Regions from separate parts of the Homo sapiens genome. Here region 1 is linked to region 2. The links are chromatin loops, found by intact Hi-C in ENCODE. Cell type or tissue: PC-3. All regions are shown on one strand.

Region 1 (2,500 bases), 110 kb before region 2:
AAGGTGTTAGCAGGGTTGGCTTTTTCTGAGGCCTCTCTCTTGGCCTACAGATGGCTGTCTTTTCCCCATGTCTTCACATGGCCTTCCCTTTGTACCTGTGTTTAAATTTCCTCTTCTTGTTAGGACACCCATTATATTGGATTAACCTACCTTGATGACCTCATTTTAACTTAATTACCTCTTTAAACACTATCTCCAAGGTCAGTTACATTCTGAGCCACTGGGGAGCTAGGACTCTAATATAGGAATTTTGGAAGGCTACAATTCAGCCCATAACAGATTTCTTTTTATTTTTAATGATGATATAGCTGAAAACAGAAAAACAAAATATGTTTTTTTTTTTTAACTAAGATGGATGGCTGGTGTGTTAGAATCAAATGGAGTATTCTTCCAAATTATATTCCCTGCTCCTACGCCACACATAGAGATTCTGGTTATTCAGTATTCTCCTCCAAAATTCTTGATACAAACATATATGATCACCTTTGATCACATAGTAAAGGAGAGGTGAGGATATGATTTCTTGATCCTCAAACTTCAGGGCAGGGATAGTGGTGGCAGAGACCAAATGTCTGAGATGTACCTGCAGGCAAGAAAGGAAGGTCCCTGAACCATCTAGGGCTGGGAAGAGGCCACAGGACATAATAACAGAAAGTCCTGAAAGGGCCTTTAATGACTGGAGCTGTACAGTAAATGGACAGGAGTCTTCTTAAGATAATGAGTTCACTACAGAGGATGGATAGAGTTGTAGGTGGGATTTGTATTGAGGATAAAGTGTTGATTTAGCTTCTACTACCAATCTATTGATTCTATCATTTATGATTCTCTTATCATTGAGATAAGAAAATTAAATATAGAGAGATTAGTTTTCTTAAAGGATAGGTCCAAATTCAGAGGCTACACCTGAGATTGTACATTGATAGAAGCCTATTTTATACAGTCACATACTGAAGAAGGATGTTTTAGTTAAAAATGGACTGCACATATTAATACAATGGTGATCCCATAAGATTATAATAGAGCTGAAAAATTCCTATTGCCTAGTGGCATCATAGCAGTTAAATCATTGCACAATTATTTTTTGTAAATTTAGTGTAGCCTAAGTGTACAGTGTTTATAAAGTCTGCAGTAGTGGACAGTAATGTCCTAAGCCTTCACATTCACTCACCACTTACTCACTGACTCACCCAGAGCAACTCCCAGTCTCACAAGCTCCATTCACGGTAAGGGCCCTATATGGGTGTACCACTTTTTATCTTTAATACTATTTTTTTGCTATACCTTTTCTATGTTTAGAAACAAAAACACTCCACACTGCACCACAGTTTTCTACAGTATTCAGTATAGTTATATACTATGCAAGTTTGTAGCCTAGGGGCCATAGGCTATGTCACATAACCTAGGTATGTAGTATGCTATATCATCTAGGTTTTTGTAAGAACACTCTCCAATGTTTGCACAATGACAAAATCTCCTGACGACACATTTCTCAGAAGGTATCTCCATCACTGAGTGACTCATGGCTGTATTTGCATGACTCTTTACTGTATCCAAAGTGGTTCACAAACCGTATATCCACTATTAACATTATCTCCTTTAGTTATTCACTGGTCAGATCATTCCAATCTAGTTTCCCTTTCCACTACTCTACAGAACTGTTTTTTAAAAGTAACCCTCTATTTTTTACATAAAATAATGATTTTCATTTTTATCTCACCAGACTCAAACTCTTTGCATTCCTGTCTTCCACAACAGCACACATTTCTAGTGATATTCCCATTTCTCTGACCATTCCTTTTGATTTCCTGTTGCCATTGCAGGATTTTGAGCCTTAAAAAGTTGGGGCTTCTTGGGGTTTTGTCCTTTTTCCTGTTCAATTCTTAAGCTCCATATTCTCTTTGAACAATCACATCTAAATCCACAGTCTCAACCAACAACTGCTTACCAACATTTCCCAAATATCTCCAGCCAAGTCATTGCTTTTGACCTCCAAACCAGTTTTTCCAACTGTATATGGAATGTCTTTCACTTGGATATCCCAGAGGATTTTTGCATCTGCATGGACAAAATGGAGTAAATCTAGCCTCCTAGTTTCCCTTTTGCTCCTGTTGGTGTTCATAGTGTTGTTGGATTACAACGTTGTTTTCAAACTTCCAAGCCATTCACATGGAGATTATTCCAGATTTTCTCTATTTCACACTCATAGTCAGTCACGAAGTCCTGTCATTTCCTAATCATCTCTTGAACCTGTTCCCTTTTGCTACTTCCTCTGTTATTTCCCTATCTCCAGTATTTATCATCTTTTGCTGGACTAGCGCAATAACCCAATGCAGTCATAGATTTCATCAGTCCAACCTCCACATCACAGCCCAAGGTGTCTTTCAGAAACACAAACCTTATGGCGCCACTACCCTGGAACTATTGCTCATCATTTTCTTTGGGATTAACAAAGAAGCTTTACACTGGCATGGAGTATATTCTGGCACATTTCTACCTTGCT
Region 2 (2,500 bases):
ATTTCTATTATATTTTCTAATGTCTCAGCAGTTACCAATATAGCTCATATTCATGAGCTATTTGATCAGGACTTACAAACAACTTACGGGGAGAGGATTTTTCCTTGAAAAATGTCAGTGTGCTCTTAAATGATTTATTATCTTGGCATCACTAAGCACTATGCTTTATCTAACAAGGAACCTAGATGGGGGGGTCTGAAATGGAGCTTTATGTGGAATGAGCTATTTAATTAATGAATACAGATGTGAAGTCATGAACAGCAGCACTCACTCGTCTGAAGTTAAGATCTAGCAACCACAAGCACCTGCGAACAAAAGGCCACCAGGATGCACAGCTGTCACAAAGCCCCTGATTTTCTTTGTAGGAATATCCTCAAACCACTTCAGAATCTCATCCAGTAAATGAAGATGAAGATTCAAATTAGAAGCAAGAAATACTGGAATAGCAGCAAGAAATGATGAGGCAAGTAAGAAAGTGAGAAAAGACAGAATCTGCAATCATTTAGGATCGCTATGTGTGGAGGGGCGTGTGTACATATGTGTGTGTGCATTCCAAATATGTAATCAAATATAATTAATGGAATAAACATGTAATAGTATTTGATATTAATTACAGAGACTTCATTCATCAAGAGAAAAATTATTAAATAATGTGTGGTTTCATAAAGGTAGGGAAGATCATACTCTGGAAACCATTAAATCAGAATTGCTTAATATTTTTAAGTGTCTATATGAATAAACTTCCTTAATGTACAAAATTCAGATATGAATAATTCCTAAGAAATGTGACTACCTTAAGTTTACTAATTTTTAAGGTTAGAGGTGTATGGCTTTCATATGAATTAAAATGAATATTATACAGGATTACCTACTGGGCCTCACAAATTTATCAGAGAACAGTATGTCAATTGGGGATAGAAAATATTTCCAGATTCATTTGAACAGACTATTTTTACATATTGTAATTCCTTTGCAAAAAAAATTTGATTTTATCTTTATTTTGCCTTTTAAAAAATTCATCATTAAATTGTAATATTCTGCAGAACACTGATAATGTCAGTGTCATTGTTCCATTTTAATGTCATGTCATACATACTGTTAGAGTTCTAGTTTCTCTTCAGACCCTCTTCTAGACTAGACCCAACATCTGGTTCTGGTGCACCATCTAGTGGCTGTAGGAATCACTGATGCCTGAATGTTACTTGCTTTTACTGCATTGTAGAAATTACTAGAGCATTTATTTTTTAGAAAATAGTGAGAATTCTAAAAGGCAAAACCAAATTCACAAAATTATTTTCTTCTAAAATTCAAATGCAAATCAGTTAATAAGCAATAGAACTCTTAACGTGAGGGAATCCATAGTGCATAATTGTTTTGTATAGCACATATTTAAATGACCATATTAATTTAAATGGCAATGCATACTCATTTAAGTACTAATATTTATTTGTGAATATGCATATTTATTTAAATACTCTGTAAACTGCTTCATGTACAGAGACCCACAATTTAGACAGTGGATATAAATAATTAACCTGCTGACAATAATGTGTATGTGATGGCTGAGATATATTTTTTCCTTTTTTTGACATGCCTTAAATGATTAAGCACAAGCAGGCATTAATAAACTCATTCAAAAATACTTGGTCACATCTTCGTGTTATTATCTAAACTGTACACTCATGAAAATATACTTATTTTTAATTTAGAAAGGCACTCCTCAGCATTTCTTTTTCTATTCTAAATTCTTTGCTAATATCTAGAAAATGTACCTCTTTCAAATACCTACAAATATGTTTAAGTTACTAAGTTGTAAATAAAAAGATGACTGATCAGGTACTTATATGGTACAAAAAGATGAAGCATTAAAGGCAAAATTAACTTTCTCAAAGCAAGTTTCTCACTGATACTTACTCCCCTCCCATAGCGTGCATGGCTCTCGTAAGTCAACTGGTATAATCCCAAATTCCAAATTAATTGTTGGTCACACACAAGTAACTTACTCAATATGCCTGAAGCAAAGGTAAGGCTAAGAAGATGTTTACTAAGAGCATGCAAACCAACCTGATTCCCTATAGAAATAGTTTTGATTTCATTTTGAACACTGTTACAAAATCTTATACATAATTATAAATCAGAAGTCAGGATGGGCTCATTTTGAACTAGTTACAGAAAAATCAACCAAATTTCACTTTTTTTCTTTCTAAAAATAATGTTATTTGACTGATAATAGTTCAAGGAAGCCATGACTGCACATAGTAACTATCTCTCTGCTAAGTGGATGAATGGATTTGACATATCTTGGTTTTGGGCAGGTATTTCACAAGGACATTTAGATTTAACTGTGAGGCAGAGAAATGTGAGCTGGAAACAGGAGAGCTAGGTGGATTCTGGCTACTGTTTAAAGAATTAAGACCTATCTGAATGGAGGCCTCTCGGATCATGTCTTAGGGTTTTTTCCTTGAACGCATCCCATTCAATACATTCATCAATTACCTGG

What was found. A loop is a pair of places that touch in the nucleus more often than their neighbours do. Peaks named below come from ENCODE experiments on the same cell type or tissue, not always from the same donor. Only the 100,000 strongest peaks of a DNase experiment are listed, where the experiment ranks them.
Region 1: a loop joins it to region 2, with 2.9 times the contacts of the local background. A loop is called at or near these places in 2 of 110 quality-filtered maps.

Annotation. Positions count from the first base shown.
Region 1 is chr13:73,597,075-73,599,574 of GRCh38, forward strand. The region is part of intron 2 of LINC00393 (long intergenic non-protein coding RNA 393); the gene reads right to left. All of the region lies in intron 2 of LOC105370256 (a long non-coding RNA gene), which reads left to right. Among named protein-coding and RNA genes, the nearest start is that of LINC00392, 34 kb to the left of the region's middle. In PC-3, no CTCF peak of the experiment used is centred here; a DNase peak (open chromatin) is centred at 1,457; H3K4me3 peaks cover 477 bases; H3K27ac peaks cover 2,500 bases.
Region 2 is chr13:73,707,417-73,709,916 of GRCh38, forward strand. The region is part of intron 7 of KLF12 (KLF transcription factor 12); the gene reads right to left. Among named protein-coding and RNA genes, the nearest start is that of LINC00393, 47 kb to the left of the region's middle. In PC-3, CTCF peaks have their summits at 1,170 (motif pointing left) and 1,369; a DNase peak (open chromatin) is centred at 1,155; H3K27ac peaks cover 2,127 bases.